2 separate regions of the Homo sapiens genome follow, and region 2 is linked to region 1. Evidence: read pairs that join two places in POLR2A ChIA-PET (ENCODE). Cell type or tissue: endothelial cell of umbilical vein. All regions are shown on one strand. Each heading gives the region's core, and the rest is flanking DNA. Links, peaks and the distances in the headings are about the cores only.

The links. Peaks named below come from ENCODE experiments on the same cell type or tissue, not always from the same donor. Only the 100,000 strongest peaks of a DNase experiment are listed, where the experiment ranks them.
Region 2: POLR2A ChIA-PET joins it to region 1 with 5 read pairs; 7 of 35 experiments call an interaction of 5 or more read pairs at or near these places.

What each region holds. Positions count from the first base shown.
Region 1 is chr2:69,375,446-69,384,793 of GRCh38, reverse strand. The region is part of intron 1 of GFPT1 (glutamine--fructose-6-phosphate transaminase 1); the gene reads left to right. Among named protein-coding and RNA genes, the nearest start is that of GFPT1, 7.1 kb to the left of the region's middle. RefSeq lists an enhancer at 3,274-3,323. In endothelial cell of umbilical vein, for the core only: no CTCF peak of the experiment used is centred there; no DNase peak of the experiment used is centred there.
Region 2 is chr2:69,547,890-69,557,237 of GRCh38, reverse strand. AAK1 (AP2 associated kinase 1) reads left to right here. Exons shown (of 22, transcript NM_014911.5): 3 at 260-378. Among named protein-coding and RNA genes, the nearest start is that of SNORA36C, 32 kb to the right of the region's middle. In endothelial cell of umbilical vein, for the core only: no CTCF peak of the experiment used is centred there; a DNase peak (open chromatin) is centred at 2,127; H3K27ac peaks cover 1,337 bases.

The DNA.
Region 1 (9,348 bases), core at 1,844-5,843:
CTTTCTTTCTTTCTTTTTCTTTCTTTCTTCTTTCTCTCTCTTTCTTTCTTTCTCTTCTTTCTTTTCTTTCTTTCTTTTTTCTTTTTTTTTTTTTTTTTTTGTGACGGGGCCTCTCTCTGTCGCCCAGGCTGGAGTGCAGCGGCATGATCTTGGCTCACTGCAGCCTCTGTCTCCGGGGTTCAACCTCCCGAGTAGCTGGGATTACAGGGGTGTACCACCACACCTGGCTAATTTTTGCATTTTTGGTAGAGGTGGGGTTTCACCATGTTGACCAGACTGGTCTGCTGACCTCAGGTAATCCACCTACCACAGCCTCCCAAAGTGCTGGGATTACAGGAGTGAGCCACCTTACCCGGCCCTAGTTAAATTTGCCTAAAAGATTATTTTATTTCAACGTTGTGCATTGTTGAAGCAGAAGAATGAGGATTGAAGATTCTGATGTGCTTTTTTTCAATCAGATATACTGATAAAATTGATATGTTTACCAGCTTGTATTGGGATGTTAATAAGTGTTAGGAAAAAAGATCCTCTGGTCCAGTAAATTTGGGAAGCAACATATTAAATCGCGTGGTAATGTTTTGTTTTGTTTTTTGATTGGAGGATTTCTTGGAATCTTTAATGTATTAATAATAAGCATTGAGAATCTCCCAGAGAAGAATAGTGTGTCTATTTTCCAAATTTATTTTATCTTCCTTTTTCTTGGTAGTTTGGAATATACTTTGTCCTTTTTATTTGCATTATTTTTGGTTTTGCTGAGTGTCAAGTCACTTAAGCTATCCCTAGCTTTTAACAGATTTTGCTATTGTTTTTATAAATGTGAAGTTATACCCTTCTGATTCGACGGTGTATATAAAATGGAATTTTGGGGATGGGCGCGGTGGCTCACGCCTGCAATCCCAGCACTTTGGGAGGCTGAGGTGGGTGGATCACCTGAGGTCAGGAGTTTGAGACCAGCCTGACCAACATGGTGAAACCCTGTCTCTACTAAAAATCCAAAAAAATTAGCCGGGCGTAGTGGCGCATGCCTGTAATCCTAGTTACTCGGAAGCCCGAGGCAGGAGAATCTCTTGAACCCAGGAGGTGGAGGTTGCAGTGAGCTGAGATAGTGCCATTCTACTCCAGCCTGGGCGACAAGAGTGAGAGACTGTCTCAAAATAAATAAATAAATAAGTAAATAAATAAATAAATAAATGGAATGTTTGCAAATGAGATCCTTTTTAAAAGCAGTAAAGGAACTTGCAATTTTAAAGTATCCTAAAATGAATTTTTCAAAAGTTTTTTGTAATTATACTGTCTAATGGCTTTGGAGATAATTGAGGGATGCTGAGATTGGCTGCTAGGATTGGTCATAAAACCAGTACTATTAACATATCCTTACATATACTGGATATGAAGAAGTTGTGAGAGAAAATAATTGCTTAATAAGCATTTCTTCAATTGTCCCCTGGAAATGGAGGTTAATAGGTTCTGGTAATGAGCAGTAGAAGGCGGGAAAGGGTTTTGTAACACAAGTTTGGGAAATTCTGCTCTTGGAGATTCACAATTAGCAAGATTAAAGGTTCCAGAAAGTTCTAAATATATACCTAACTTTAACCAGGTAGTTCTTAAACCTTTAATTATGAAACCTTTCTTTACTTCATTCCTTTTTAGCATCCGGTGAAATAGTGTTCTGTTTCTGTGGTTTGAGAATTTTTTGACCGTATATTTCAGGTGCCTAGAAAGTGTTAGAAGATACTTGCAGGTATTTGAAATGATGGCTTTATACTTGGCACTCTGCCCTTTGCAGAGATGACTAAAATAAGAGAGTTGCCTTCAAGAAATTGCTGCCTGATCAGAGGAAAGAAAATGAATGCACATGCAACAGCTTCAGGTGAAAATACACAGTCCTTGTTCATTGCCATGTCATAGACCACAAGTAGAATGAGTAGAAATTTAGAGACTGGAGAGCTCTGGGGTTTGGGTTTCTGTGTTAGGTTCAGGAATGTTCTGGGTGATGGGGCAGGACTTTTACTCAACTTGTAGAGTATTAGTATACTGTGAGAGGTAATCATTAATGGCATATGTTAACCGTCAGTGAATGGAGGCGGAAATAGTTTGAGAACTACTACCAGATGAAGGAGGAAATAGAAGTGCCAGGAAAACAGACCAAGGAACAGTGGTTAAAGGCAGAAGAGTTCCAAAGTAGTATATTGCCTTGAACAGAGTCTATAAAAGTAGAAAAAGGTCATTCATATGTAATACTGCAGAGAAGTTAATTGGATATGGTTATGAAGAAATTATTAGAGAAATTGCATATGTCAAGGCAGAAGGGTCTCAGTTTGTGTTTAGGAGGAGGGCTGCAAGTAATATGAAAAAGAAGAGGATTTTGGGATTGAGGTCCCCTGGGAGTGTTGAGAAGTTGAATTCTAGAGCTGTGGTTCCTGACCTACAAGCCCTGAAGTTGTTACAGGGTGTTCATTGCTTATTCATATGCTTATAACTTTGTCTGTAAGTTGAATAAAGATTGTTCTAGATCATTGAATAATAAAAATTTAACCCATTGTTGTGAAGGAGCCTCAGAATATTTTGATGTTAACAAAAGAGTTCTGTATTTACAAAGTTGGAGAAACACTCATCAAGAGTTAGGAGTAAGGCCCAGTGTGGGGTTCCCTCTGGTAATACCAGCATTTTGGGAGGCTGAGGTGGGCGAATCACTTGAGGTCAGGAGTTTGAGACCAGCCTGGCCAACATAGCGAAGCCCCATCTCTACTAAAAATACAAAAATTAGCCAGCTGTTGTGGTACGCACCTGTAATCCCAGCTACTTGGGAGGCTAAGGGAGGAGAAGTGCTTGGACCTGGGAGGTGAAGGTTGCAGTGAGCTGAGAACACGCCACTGTACCCCAGCCTGGGTGACTGAGTGACACTCTGTCTCAATTAAAAAAAAAAAAAAGAGTTATAAGTAGCCAGTGTTTTGGCTTACACCTGTAATCCCAGCCACTCAGGAAGCTGAGGCAGGAGGATTGCTTGACGCTAGGAGTTCAAGATCAGCCCGGGCAACATAGTGAGATCCCATCTCTATTAAAAAAAAAAAAATTAGCCAGGCATGGTGGTGCATACCTGTAGTCCAGTCTACTTAGAAGACTGAGGTGGGAGGATTGAGTCCAGGAGTTTGAGGCTGCAGTGAGCTATGATTGTGCTGCTGCACTCCAGCCTGGGTACTGGGTGACAGAGCAGGACTGTTAAAAAAAAAAAAAAAAGTTACAAGTAGGGGAGAGGCTAGCTTCAGAGAGTAGTATGTGTAATATGTCTCTCTTGAGATTACAAGGAAGGATGAGAAGTATTTATATATTGTTAAACTGTTGAAAAGAAGATGGGTGAGGGGCAGTGACTCATGCTTGTGAACTCAGCATTTTGGGAGGCTGAGGTGGGAGGATCACTTGAGGCTTGGAGTTTGATACCAGCCCGGACAGCATATTGAGACCTTGTCTCTATATTTTAAAAACAAAAAAAGAAAATGAAGACTTTAATTCTGGCCAGGCGCAGTGGCTCACGCCTATAATCCCAGCACTTTGGGAGGCCGAGGCGGGCAGATCACCTGAGGTCAGGAGTTCGAGACCAGCCTGGCCAGCGTGGTGAAACCCTGTCACTGCTAAAAATACAAAAATTAGCCAGGCGTGGTAACACACGCCTGTAATCCCAGCTGCTGCTCAAGAGGCTGAGGCGGGAGAATCGCTTGAACTCAGGAGGTGGAGGTTGCAGTGAGCTGAGATAGCGCCACTGCCCTCCAGCCTGGGTGACAGAACGAGACTCTGTCTAAAAAAAAAAAAGACTTTAATTCTATAAAGTAAGAATCTACCAAAAATGAAAAAGAAGCTGGGAAGAGAAAATGAGGATTTGAGAGTAGTATGTAGCTTAGACTCTAAAATAATATCTGGGAGAAGTTTGAAAGTTAAGCAAGTGATGAATTAATAGGATTGGTCAGCAGTTCGGAGGGCCCATCCGAAAGTGGACCGAAATGGATAGGATAGATGAGTTCTCCTTGGCTGTCATAGTTCAGTGTAGAGATGCTCAGAGACTAGGAGTCAGAGCACAGTGGACCCAGAGGGTTTGACTTGGCAGTATGATGAAAAATTGTAGTCTGATGTGAATGGTCAGAAGAGAGAGAGATGGAATATTTGAAGATTGTGAGCAGGAAGTACATGCTTTTTTTTCTCAAGAAAGATGATGACATAGGTTGACTGTGAGGGAATGTATAGAGATGTCATGACTTAACTAGTGATTTGAGCTCCAGAATGTTAAATGTGCAAGAGACGTGTCATGGAGCCCCTTCTAGTGGCAATAGTTACAGTAAAGTAGGGGAGACATGAACCAATTAAACACACAAATAATTGAAAGTCTTAATTGTTTCACTCCATATGTTATTTTTGTATGTGTGATTTATTTTATTTTACTTTTACATTTTTTATTTTTTTGAGACAGAGTCTCACTGTGTCGCCCAGCCTGGAGTGCAGTGGCGCAATCTCGGCCCACTTCACCCTCTGCCCCACCTCCTGGGCTCAAGTGATTCTTCTGCCTCAGCCTCCTGAGTAGCTGGGACAGGCACGCGTCACCATGCCTGGCTAGGAATTTTGTATTTTTAATGGAGACGGGGTTTCACCATGTTGGCCAGGCTGATCTCGAACTCCTGACCTCAAGTGATCCACCCTCCTCAGCCTCCCAAATTGCTGGGATTACAGGCGTGAGCCACGGCATCTGGCCTTTATATGTGCTTTTAGGATTGTAGAAGATGTACCTTGGCTGGATGCATTGGCTCATGCCTGTAATCCCAGCACTTTGGGAGGCCGAAACAAGAGGATCGCTTGAGTCCAGGAGTTCGAGACCAGCCTGGGCAATGTAGTAAGACCTCATTTCTACAAGAAATAAAAAAATAACTGGGCGTGGTAGCTTACGTCTGTAATCCCAGCTACTCCAGAGGCTGAGGCAGGAGAATTGCTTGAACCTGGGAGACAGGTTGCAGTGAGCCAAGATCGCATCACTATACTCCAGCCTTGGCGACAAGAGCAAAACTCCATCTCAAAAATTAAAAATAAATAAGTAAATAAATAAATAAATTACAGGCACATTAGCATGTGCCTGTGGTCCCAGCTACTTGGGAGGCTGAGATGAGGGGATCACTTGAGTCCAGGAGGTGGTGGTTTTAATGAGCTGGGATTGTGCCACTGTACTCCAGCCTGGGCGACAGAGCAGACCCCTGGTGAAAAGAAAAAAGAAAATGTATCTCAAATAATACTTAATTTTAAAGAAATCTTAAATGTAGAATGTGATTCCATAATTATAATATTGACTAGTTCACTGCAACCTTGAACCCCTGGGCTCAAGTGATTCTCTCACCTCAGCCTTCCAAGTATCTGGGACTACAGGCATGCACCACCATGCCTAATTTTTTATTTTTGGTAGAGGCAGGGTCTCCCTGTATTGCCCAGGCTGATCTCAAACTCCTGCCCATGATCCTCCCGCCTTGGCCTACGAAAGTGCTGGGATTACAGGTATCTGCTACTGTGCCTGGCCTGTAGAAAAATTTATAGCTGAAGGACTGGGAGTGTGTGTATGGGAATAACAGTAGTTATCTCTGAGAAAGGGGTTGGAACCTGTGTGGAGACAGAAAGGAGAGATTTTCACAATTCTGTAGCATCTGTATAGTTTTAATATTTATTTATTTATTTCAAATTTTAATAGAGACAGGGTCTTGGTATGTTGCCCTGGCTGGTTTCGAACTCCTGAGCTCAAGTAACCTCTGCCTCTCTTCCCACAGTGCTGGGATTACAGATGTGAGCCACTGCTCCTGGCCTACTTTGAATTTTTAATGATGGTGATGAATTAATTTGTGACTAGCATTATAAGAAAAATAAAATTTAGAGTTTAAGTGACATTGTAGGTAGATTTTGATTCAGAAGTTTTAAGTTTAGAGAATGAATTTGAACACTTATCACTGATAAGTTACAATGTTTAGGGTCCCAAAATATTGCAGCTGTCAAATGATAAAATATATAAAAATAAAATTTAGTATTCATAAGGACATAAATGCAACCAGACATAGGAATTTTAATAATTTGACGAGTCAGTTTTCTTTTCAGTAAGGTTTAACAGTCTGTATTTGCAGCTACATTGCTTTCAACCAGGTGTGTCTAGTCTGTGATCCAGATTGCTTCTGAAATTTTGTTAGCAAGGTGCTCATAATTGCTTTTTTGTCATTGAATTTAAGTTGCCATTTATTGAGAATGATGCCTGTAGGTTCAAGCATCTGCTTCAGTTATGGAGTTATTTTATTCCAAGTATATTCCATTAGTAAGAAAGCTTACACTTGTGAAGTGCATGCTGATTTGGGGGTAGAGAATCTATGCTTATACAGCTACTGTGTGTGCTCTTAGAGCAATTACTGAAGAGTGGCGGAAAGTTGATATTAGGCTTTTGTCATTACCTTACTTAAGAACTGTTTATTGGGAGTTTAGGCCGGGTGCAGTGGCTTATGCCTGTAATCCTAGCACTTTGGGAGGCTGAGGCGAGTGGATCACCTGAGGTCAGGAGTTCGAGACCAGCCTAGCCAACATGGCGAAACCCCATCTCTACTAAAAATACAAAAAATTAGCCGGGCATGGCGGCGGCCACTGTAATTCCAGCTACTTGGGAGGCTGAGGCAGGAGAATTGCTGGAACCTGGGAGGTGGAGGTTGCAGTGAGCTGAGATGGCGCCAGCCTTGGCGACAAAGCGAGACTCTGTTTCAAAAAAACAAAAAACAAAAAACTGTTTATTGGGAGTTTTGATAAGACAAGTCAAAGACCTGAAAATAGAGGTCAGACTAACGATTTCTGCTCTAACAAGCATCATTGTGAGTTGTGAATGCCTCCCTTGTGAACATGCCCTGTGTACCTGATGAATTGCTGCCAGTATTGTCTCGGGCACCCCAAGATTACAGTTAACCCGGTATCCCCGCAGGTGGAATGTCTTGGGCTAGTAGTGCTATCAAGGGACAGGGCTATGAAACTGACAGGTTCAACTTCTTAGCTCCCATTTTCCTCATCAGGTATGTCTGAGGCTAATCCCCTTCCTTCTTCTAGCTCTGTTACTTTTTTGTTTGTTTCTTTGTTTGTTTTTTTGAGACGGAGTCTTGCTCTGTTGCCCAGGCTGGAGTGCAGTGGTGCAGTCTAGGTTCACTGCAACCTCTGCCTCCCAGGTTCAAGCTATTCTCGTGCCTCAGCCTCCCGAGTAGCTGAGACTACAGGCACGTGCCACCACAGCTGGCTATTTTTTTTTTTTTATTTTTATTTTTAGTAGAGACGGGGTTTCACCATGTTGGTTAGGCTGGTCTTGAACTCCTGACCTCGTGATCCGCCCGCCTCGGCCTCCCAAAGTGTCGGGATTACAGGTGTGAGCCACTGTGCCCAGCCAAAATGTTCTTAAGCTCTCAAGATTCATATAGTGAGCCATTATAAACCAAGGAGATTGGAGTTAGAAGTATTATTAAAGTTGAATGCTGTTGTTGAGTTACATTATTAAAAACAGTGAATTTAATATTGCATTACTTAATCTTTTTTTTTTTTTTTTTTTTGAGACGGAGTCTTGCTCTGTTGCCCAGGCTAGAGTGCAGTGGCACGATCTCAGCTCACTGCAACCTCTGCCTCCCAGGTTCAAGCAATTCTCCTGCTTCAGCCGCCTGAGTAGCTGCGATTGCAGGCACCTGCCATCATGCCTGGCTAATTTTGGTATTTTTGTGGAGACGGAGTTTCAGCGTGTTGCCCAGGCTGGTCTTGAACTCCTTACCTCATGTGATCCACTCGCCTTGGCCTCCAAGTTGCTGGGATTACAGGCGTGAGCCACCCAGCCCTGCCGCATTAATCTTTAAAAAAAAGTAGAGTCTATAAATTGTCTTAAAAACAATTTTATATCATTAGCATTTAAATAGTTTTAACACATTCATATACATCTTTAATCTTTAAATCATTTACCATCCGGCTTACATTTTTATGTTTTTACCAACTTTCATTTTTATCATCTGGCTTACATTTTTACTTTTACTATCAGACTTAGATTTCTTAAAAAAGAGAGAGTTTAGGAGTGAGTTTTTCTGGATGTGCTTAGAATTTGGCAGCTCTGGACAATCTGCAAACAATCCTCGACAGGCTTCTGTTTTCAAATAAGCTAGATTGTATCCTCCTTTAGTGGACTCTAGCTGATGCAGTCACAGTGGTGGGAACTAGTTCAGATTCAGTTTTTTTCACACTTTTTTTTTTTTCTTTTGAGATGGAGTCTCGCTCTGTCTCCCAGGCTGGAGTGCAGCAGTGCGATCTCGGCTCACTGCAACCTCCGCCTCCTGGGTTCAAGGGTTCAAGTGATTCTCCCCGTCTCAGCCTACCAAGTAGCTGGAGTACAGGTGCACGCCACCATGCCCGGCCAATTTTTGTATTTTTAGTAGTAACTATGGGTTTCGCCATGTTGGCCAGGCTGGTCTTGATTTCCTGGCTTCAGGTGATGCGCCTGCCTTAGCTTCCCAAAGTTGGGATTACAGGCGTGAGCCACTGCACCTGGCCCACATTTGTATTAAAGTATTGTTTTAGAAAAGATTTGTGTGCTGTGTATTGTCTTTTAATGACCTGGTTAAAATACTTAATTGATAGTTATCTGTACGTGTTTAATCTTTCTCAAAGATCAGTGACCCATAGGTGAAGAGTGCAAAGTTTGATTTACAATTGGGTTATTCGTTTATTCATATTACAGATACTTCATGAAGGAACAGCAGTAGCAACAAAAACCCCGGACTCATTCTTCTGAATTAAATGGGTGCAGATTGGTCTGGAGACTCTTCTGCTGCCCTCTAGTGTTTATATCATGAGTAGCCATTGAAAGTTGGAAGCTGCACATTGCTGTGCCGCTACCACTCTTACCTTAGCAATATCCTTAAGCAGCATGTTGTTTATCCTTATCTTAATTGCTGTGCTTTGAGGTTGGGAATGCTATTTGTGGGTATCTCTGGGATATCAGTTAACTCAATTTCTATTTTTGAATTATGTAAGATAGATGTTCTACCCTCCCTTACAGGGTGGTGGTGCTGTGAAAGTAAGATGACTGTACATTACAGGAAAGCTTAAAAAAATAAAAATGTAAGGTGTGTGTGTATCTTTTTTTAATCTGAATGAAATATGGGATTTCTGTAAGTCTTTGGCCTGGAACTGCTTCTTTGGGGAGAGTTGAAACCGTTGTTTCAGGTTATTTTGGATTTTAATGTGTGAGTTTCTCTTTTTTAGGGCATAATAATTTATTTGAGAAAATTGCAATGTATTGATCATGGTGATCAGCATGTATGTTATGGCTTT
Region 2 (9,348 bases), core at 1,956-5,955, 170 kb before region 1:
AAAATAATTACTATTCTTTTGTTATCCTAAGATAGGTGTTTGGGAACAATTTCTCTGACTCTTGCCACCCACTCCCACAAGTAATATCTCCAAGTTCTGAGAATCTAAGAATGTGTTCTACAACAGGCTAGCCCTAAAGGCTGGCTGGCAGTGGCATTAGTACCATTAGCAGTGACAGTGGCAACCTCCAGCCACCACAGTTATGTGGCTGACTTTTTGAACATTGACTCAAAAGAGCTTGTGTGTGTTTCTCTCACAGGTGGATTTGCTATTGTATTTCTGGTGAGGACAAGCAATGGGATGAAATGTGCCTTGAAACGCATGTTTGTCAACAATGAGCATGATCTCCAGGTGTGCAAGAGAGAAATCCAGATAATGGTAAGGCTGCCCCTTGGACTTGGGACTGTTTAAAATGGAGGCAGAGATTGTACCCTCTCATAAGAAAGCCAAGCGGGGTTTGTTCCCTTCCCTGAGATGGTACAGAGGCCTCTGTACAAAATGGGACTCAACAGCCATGGGATATAGGACACCGCCCTTGCCTTGGTCACTCTCAGCTGGAGGGCAGAGGAAAAAGCATTTTGAGAGAACTGACCAGTTTTTAGGTCAGAAAAGTCATTTTGGGCATTGGGAAAAGCTTACTTAACAACATGGTTCCCAGAAATTAACTGTGATATTTAATCCAGAAAGCCTAACTTTCCAATGAGCCTCTTCTTCTGGTCTTGTCTCTCTCTCTCTCTGTTACCAATCCCCAGTCTCAGTTCAACCCTCCTGAGCTCTTCAAAATCCTGTGAACATATCCTTATACAACTTAATATTTTTACATGTAGTTCTTTCGACCTGGAATGCTTTCCCCCTTTTTTGGCCTGGAAACCTAGACCAAAACCTAGAAACCTCATATATACTCTATGAATCTATTTATAGAAGTCCAAGAACAGGCAACATTATCTGTGGAGATAGAAATCAGAACGTGGTTATTCAGGGGTGGGAAGTTGACTAGAAATGGGTATACGGGGACTTTCTAGGCCGTGGAAATGTTCTGTGTGTTGTTTTAGATAGTGGTTACACAGGGTATATATGTGTCAGAACTCAATTGAACACCTTAAAATCTGCACATTTTGTTATGTTAATTAGACTTCAATTCTTAAAACTTACTCATTTTTCAAGATGCAGATTTATATGTTTAAAGAAAGAGTCCATGCTGAAATATATATGGAGGAAATAATATAATGTCCTTAGAACAATGAGTGAGTTTAGAAGATAAATAAGATTGGTCAAGAGTTGATGGTGATCAAAGCAGAATTATGAGTATATGGGAATTTGTTAGAGTAGCATCTTTCTTTTACCTCTGTTTGACATTATACATAATATTATACCTAATAATATAATAATATGTAATATTATACATAATTATACATAAGAAACTTTGAATATATAGCCTTTTATTCCTTTGTGCTTCCACAGTGCTTTTGTTTTATACCAATTATATTGCTTAACCTGTTATATTGTAAGCAGTTCTGCTATCAGGAAGTAAGTTATTTAAAATCAGAAATTGTATGCTCCAACATACTGCTTGACATGAAGTAAATGCTTAATAAACTTTGGAAGAAATTAGTATTTGAATAATGGTAATAGCAGATACATATGTTCACCTAGAGATGATGATTCCTTTTATGCCCTGGATTTTAATGCTTTTTAAAGAGCAGAAAGGGATCCAACAATGGAGAGGGTGGCATTGTAGGTATCCCATCAGGCTCCGCTTGCCCCTGTTCACCCTATGTGGCCTTTTCAGTGGCTGCTTAGAGTAACTAGTTAGGCTGCAGTTGGACTTCTGAAAGTACTCAGAGTGTTAGAGAGCCTGGCACTACTCTAGATTTTAGAAAGCCAAAACTATTTGGGAAGGAACTGTCAGCACTGCACAACAAACCAGCCAACTCCCAAGGGCCATATACATACAGTCAAGACCACGTGGGCCTGTCTGTAAGGCACCAATGCCTTCCACTCCCCTGCACATAGCTCCAGATTCCTGTTCTTGCTGTATCTTCCTTCACACACGCAGTGGGTTTTCTGGCTGCTTCTCATTATTTGTCTTCCTCCCTCCTTGCCCATGCTTGTTCAGCTCTCACACGCTTTGTTTCCTGTCTTTGCTTCTGCTGTTTCCTCTATCTGGAATGCCCTTCTTGCTCATTTACTTGTGTTACAAAAGCAATCCCATGATTTCACTTTCTCCTCCTTATTTAAAAACACACTGAGAGCTTACTTGGGCTAGGCAGGCATTGTAGTGGAGGAACTAAGAAGCACAGGCCCATGAGGAGCTCACAAATTAATGGGCCTGATTAAGAGTTAAATCACACAGGTTCAAGTTTTGGCCCAGAGGCGTATTAGCTGTGAGAGTTTTGTTTTTAGTTTATATTCTTTCAAAGCTTTAATATTCAAATAGGTGAACTAAGCTTGTTACAAAAAACGTCAAGCAATTCCCCAAGGGGAACTCCTATGCCATTACAAGGTCCCAGCGGCAACCTCTTTAGGTGATTCTTTTGATGTCTTTCTAAATAACATGCTAATATTGCTAGTTCTTGATTTTTCTTCCATTTTAGGCATTATCTCCTATGGGAAGTAAAGACGTAACTGTCACTTACTTGCTGCTTGCCTCTCTCCCCAAATACTTGCAGTATTCTCATCTTCCATTCTTTGAAAACACCAGTAAACTTTGGCAATATGTAGTTTATATGAATATTAGTTTTTACATTATTATATAAGAAAACTATTTCAACTGAATTCCTGGTGGACTATGATTCCTATGCCTTTCCTATGTAACTTTGCTTTCACTAAAATTATTAATGGTCTTGTTTTTCCTCTCTTGGTCTGAGTTTTCTTTGTACTTTTTAACAGTTTAATTCCCAATTTTCCTTAAGTTGTGTAAACCATTTTTTGAATTTTTTAGACGCATTTAATGGTGTCTGTTTTATCATCTTCAAGATTTCTCCCTCAGTCTTCTGACTGAGGAACCTCGGCTGATTATTCTCTGACTAATTTACAGTCGAATCTTGGAATTTCCTGGACATTTCCTTTGCCTCTCTTTTTTGTTAGAACCCGTAATTCCTTTTTTGGCTAACTTCCTCATTTTGTTGGAGCCGATCCTCCAGTATCTTTTTTTTTTTCTCTTTTGAGATGGGGTCTCAGTTACCCAAGCTGGAGCGTAGTGGCACAATCATAGCTCACTGCAGCCGCCATCTCCTGGTCTCAAGCAATTCTCCTACCTCAGCTTCCCCACTAGCTGGGACTATAGGCACATGCCACCAGACCCAGCTATTTTTTTTTTTTTTCCTTAGAGACAAGGTCTTGCTATGTTGCCCAGGCTGGTCTCACACTCTTGAGCTCAAGTGATCCTCCCATCTCAGCCTCCCAAAGTGCTGGGATTACAGGCATGAGCCACTATGCCCAGCCTCAGTAGCTTTTTGATACATGGTAGATAAATTTTTTTGAACTTTCAGGTCTAGGCCGGGCACGGTGGCTCATGCCCGTAATCCCAGCACTTTGGGCGGCCAAGGTGGGCAGATCACGAGGTCAGGAGATGGAGACCATCCTGGCCAACATGGTGGAAACCCTTGTCTACTAAAAATACAAAAATTAGCTGGGCATGGCAGTGCGTGCCTGTAATCCCAGCTATTCAGGAAGCTGAGGCAGGAGAATCGCTTGAACCCAGAAGGCGGAGGTTACAGTGAGCCAACATCACGCCACTACACTCCAGCCTGGTGACAGAGCTAGACTCCGTCTCAAAAAAAAAAAAAAAAAAAAAAAAACAACTTTCAATTCTAGAAGTATCTTTATTTTATGTTCGCACATCATAGTTTGAGTACAGAATTCTGAGTTGGAAATCATTTCATTTAGATTTTTTAAAGCACCGTTCTACTATATTTTAGCTTTCAGTGTTGCTCTTGGGAAATCCTAAGTCATTCTAATGCCTAGTCCGTTGGGAGTGACCCATATATTCTACCAGGAAATTTACAAATTTTCTCTTTGTTTCTAATGTTCTGAAATTTCATGATATGCCTTTGTGTATGCATTTATTTATTATGTTAGGTGTTTGTGGTCCCTTTCAATCTAGAAACTCATATCCTTGCATTCTGGGGGATTTTTTAGTTTCATTTTTTTCCCCTTTTTCTGAAATTTCTATAATTTGGATATTGGTTCTCCTGAATTGATTTTCTAATTTTCTTGTTTTCTCCCTTCTTTTTATATTTCTTTGTCATTTTGCTCCACATTCCAGATTTCCTCACCTCTATATTCCAACCATCCTGATGAAATTTATTTACCAGACTTTTAAATCTCTAAGATCTTTTTTGTTTTTGTTTTATTTTTAATTTCGATGAGTCCAGTTTATCAATTGTTCTTTTTATGGATTGTGCGTTTGGTGTCAAACCTAAGAAATCTTTGCCTAGCTCTCAATTCTGAAGATTTTCTTTTAAGTTTTATAGTCTTACATTTAAACCTATGAGCCATTTTGAGTTTTTTTTTTTCTTTTTTGAGACGGAGTCTTCTTGCTCTGTTGCCTAGGCTGGAGTGCAGTGGTGCAATCCCGGCTCACTGCAATCTCTGCCTCCCAGGTTCAGGTAATTCTCCTGCCTCAGCCTCCCGAGTAGCTGGGAGTACAGGTACGCGCCACCATGCCCAGTTATTTTTGTATTTTTAGTAGAGATGGGGTTTCACCATGTTGGCCAGGCTGGTCCTCAACTCCTGACCCAAGTGATTTGCCTGCCTCAGCCTCCCAAAGTGCTGGGATTACAGGCTTGAGCCACTGCAGCTAGCCATTTTGACTTAATTTTTGCATAATGAGTCTTAGGTTGCGGTTCATTTTTTCCTTATGGATATCTAATTGCTCTTAGTACCATTTATTGAAAAGGCTGTCATTTAATATCTTGGTTAAAAATCAGTTGAACTTAATTGTGAAGGTCCATTTGCAGGCCTTTCTCTATTCTCTATTCCCTTCCATTAATCTATGTACCTATCCTTCTACCAATACCACACAGCCTTGATTACTGTAGCTAAATAAGTTTTAAAATGGACTGAATTTTCCCACTTTTTTTTTAATTTCTTACTGTTTTAAATCTGAAGTCCTATGTAACATTTTTAAGCCCACTAAGTCTCAGACTTCTGTCAGATAGAAGCCATAACCCCAGCCCTACCTCTCTCAGTGACTCTAAGAATTGTGAAGGGAATCAGAAGATGTAACATGCTGTGTAATATGCTGAGGTTTGGGTGTTCATACTCAAAGAAGCAGATTCCTCTCTACTTCCAGTGGCAGAACAACGGGCACGTTGCATCCAAACGCAAAGAGAACTGTTAGCGGTTTCACTGAGTGGTTTCACGTTTTATTTTGATAAATGCTGTCCACCATGTACTGGAGTCTTGTCTGAGTTCTTTGATCCATATGGGATGTGTGCTCTGATAGAGTCGAAGGGATCTGACTTCTGATGGACATTTGGAGGGTAGGTTTTGGACTTCTGATCCCTTTGCCTGAAAGCAGGAAAAGATTAATTATCTTCAGACCTAAAGGGGTAAGAACAGTGATAGGAAATAGCTACAGCTCCAGATGTGTCAAGGCTATTCTGTGTTCACATCCCCTGGCCCAGATGGATTACATCCTCATTGAGCTTGATAATGAGGACAGTAAGCTGCCACCAGTGATGTTTGAGGATTTGCTTCGAAGAGATCAGATGATTCAAAGCAGGCAAATGGTTTCTTATTCTACAAAGGGTGGAAGATAGATCCTGTACAGTAGGAAGCTCAGGATTGTTCTGGGACAAGAATCTGGAACAGATTATTTTATTTTTTTCTTCAACTTTTAAGTTCCAGGGTACATGTACAGGATGTGCAGGTTTGTTACATAGGTAAATGTGTGCCATGGTGGTTTGCTGCACATAACAACCCATCACCTAGGTATTAAGCCCAGCATCCATTAGCTATTCTTCCTGATGCTCTCTCTCCCTCCACCACCCCCACCGGCCCCAGTGTGTGTCGTTACCCGCTATGTGTCCATGTGTTCTCATCATTTAGCTCCCATTTATAAGTGAGAACACAGATTATTTTCAAAGATGCTTTGATTATATCTTTTGTGTAAGAAAGTTGGGGTGTGTGTGTGTGTGTGTGTATACATAATACATAATTGTTTGAATTTGCCTGAAAAAAAAACACAGGAAGCATGAAAGAAAGAAACAATAAATGTGGTTCACTATAGGGGATGGGGATTGGAGTAGGAAAAAAATTGTCTAGTATTATGAACTATTTGAATGTTAATATATTACACACTTTAAAAATGAATGACGGCTGGGCACTGTGGCTCACGCCTATAATCTCAACACTTTGGGAGGCCGAGGAGGGTGGATCATTTGAGGTCAGGAGTTTGAGACCAGCCTGTCCAAAATGGCCAAACCCTGTCTCTACTAAAAGTACAAAAATTAGCCGGGCGTGATTGTGTACACATGTAATCCCAGCTACTCAGGAGGCTGAGGCAAGAGAATCACTTGAGCCGGGGAGGTGCGGGTTGCAGTGAGCCAAGATTGTGCCACTGCATTCCAGACTGGGCGACAGAACAAGATTCTGTCTAAATAAATAAATAAAAATTTTAAAATAGAAAAAAAAAAGAGGCCGGGCACGCAGTGGCTCACGTCTATACTCCCAGCACTTTGGGCGGTCGGATCATGAGGTCAAGAGATGAGACCATCCTGGCCAACATGGTGAAACCCCATCTCTACTAAAAATACAAAAATTAGCTGAGCATGGTGGTGCACGCCTGTAATCCCAGCTACTTGGGAGGCTGAGGCAGGAGAATCGCTTGAGGCTGGGAGGCAGAGGGTGCAGTGAGCTGAGATTGCGCCACTGCACTCCAGCCTGGTGACAGAGCAAAATACCATCTCAGAAAAAAAAATGACATTTTAAGCTGTTTTATAGTTACTTGGATGAGTAAGCAGAGGTCCAGAGAGCCTTCAGGTTCAATAAGAACAAACCATGTCATAACAACATCCTGTTCTCCTTTGGGAAGATGTCTGGATAGAGAGCTCAGTGCGGTGCAGTAGATCCAGTATCTGTGGACTTTGGCCAGGTGTTTTGATAAGGACACTCACCAGACATCTGTCAGCAAAACGAAGAGTCTAGGCTGGATTGCTACTGGTTATAAAGGTTTCTGATAAGTGGTTTGATATTAATCTGGAGGAAACTTTCTAAAAAGAAAGCATTGTGGCTTACCATTAATTTTATGTTATTTTACATTTAACAAATAACTCGTTTAAAGAAATAGAAGATACATTGATCAATTATGTGCCTTTATAAAGTTGGAAGATGTAGTAACTGCATTGAGTCATAGAATCAGGCTCCAAAATGGTTCTTATAAATTGGAGCAGTGGACTGATTCTAATGAAATGAAATAATAAGGTAAGATCATACACTTGAAATTTTATTCTAATCAACTTTACAAGCATAGTTCTTGGGAGGCAGAGATTAAAAGCAGCATGAGTGGAAAAGACTTAGGTATTTAAGTGGTCAGTTAATTCAGAATGCATGTATAGTATGATGTGGGTGCCAAAAGACAAAAAGAATGTAATGTTTAGCTGCATTAATAGAATTATAGAAGGTGATAGTGCTGGTCTACTCTGCATGAGTCAGACCAAGCCTGGAGTATTTCATTCATTTCCTGGGGCCATTCTTATAAAAAGAATGTAGCAGAGCAAAGCATATAAATGTAGGAGCAGCCAAAATGGTCTTAAAAACCATGTCAGAGAAAGAGGGGATGTTTCACATGGAGAAAAGAACACTCAGTCTAAATAATGCTATTTCACCTGTTTATTATATTTTACTTTTTATTTATTTATTTTTGAGACTGAGTCTCACTCTGTCACCCAGGCTGGAGTGCAGTGGCATAATCTCGGCTCACTGCAACCTCCACCTCCTGGGTTCAAGCAATTCTCCTGTCTCGGCCTCCCGAGTAGCTGGGACTACAGGCGCATGCCACCACGCCTGGCTAATTTTTGTGTTTTTAGTAGAGACGCGGTTTCACCATGTTGGTCAGGCTGGTCTCGAACTCCTGACCTCAGGTAATCCACCCACCTTGGCCTCCCAAAGTGCTGGGATTACAGGCGTGAGCCACCGAGCCCAGCCTTACCTGTTTAGAAAGTGGAAAAATAGACTAGACTTGCTAATTTTGCTCTGGAAAGGACCATCTAGAAAATCAGGAGGTGGAAGATTCCAGATAGGTAAGGAAGAACTGTCTAACGGGTGAGGGCTGTCTGTAGATTGGCTGAGGGCCTAAGGAAGTGGCATTATTCTAACAAAACAGCTTGTTGGCCGGGTGTGGTGGCTCACGCTTGTAGTACCAGCACTTTGGGAGGCCAAGGCAGGTGGATCACGAGGTCAAGAGATCGAGACCATCCTGGCCAAGATGGTGAAACCCTGTTTCTACTAAAAATACAAAAATTAGCTGGGTGTGGTGGTGCATGCCTGTAGTCCCAGCTACTTGGGAGGCTGAGGCAGGAGAATCACTTGAACCCAGGAGGCAGAGCTTGCAGTGAGCCAAGATTGTGCCACTGCACTCCAGCCTGGTGACAGAGCAAGACTGTCTCAAAAGAAAAGAAGGAAGGAAGGAAGGGGAAGAAAAAGAGAGAGAGAGAGAAAGAAAGAAAGAAAAGAAAGAAAGAGGAAGGAAGGAAGAGAGAGAGAAAGAAGGAAGGAAGAAAGAGAGAAAGGAAGGAGAGAGAAAGAAAAAGAAAGGAAAAAAGAAAGAAAAAGAAGGAAAGATAGAAAAAACAAAGAAAACGAAAGAAAAGAAAAGAAGGAAAGCTTGTCAGAAGGCTGTAGTGGGGATTCAGATATGGGCTGCCTGGTTGCTCTAGATCAGTGTTACTCAAAGGATCTTTTTTCCTTATGCTTTTCTCCTCCTGTGTGTTGACTTACAAAAAATCTATTTTCCTCCCAGTCTGTCATGTTACTTTTGTGTGTATACAAATTGAGATAAAATTTACCCTTTTAAAGCATACGGTCCAGTGATTTTTAGTATATTCACAAGGTTGTGCAACCATCACCACTATCTAATTTTAGAACACTTTTTTCTTATCCCCTGAAGGAAACTTCCAGCCTGTTAGCAGTCTTTCCTTATTCCCCCTCTCCACAGCCCCTGATAACCACTCATGTTTTTACTGCATATTCTAGATATTTCATATAAATTGACTCATACAATATTTGACCTCTTGTGTCTGTTTTCACTTAGCATATTGTTGTTAAGGTTCATCCTTAAAAACATGTCCTTGATACATGTCATAGCATGTATCAATATTTCATTCCATTGTGTGGCTTGTGATA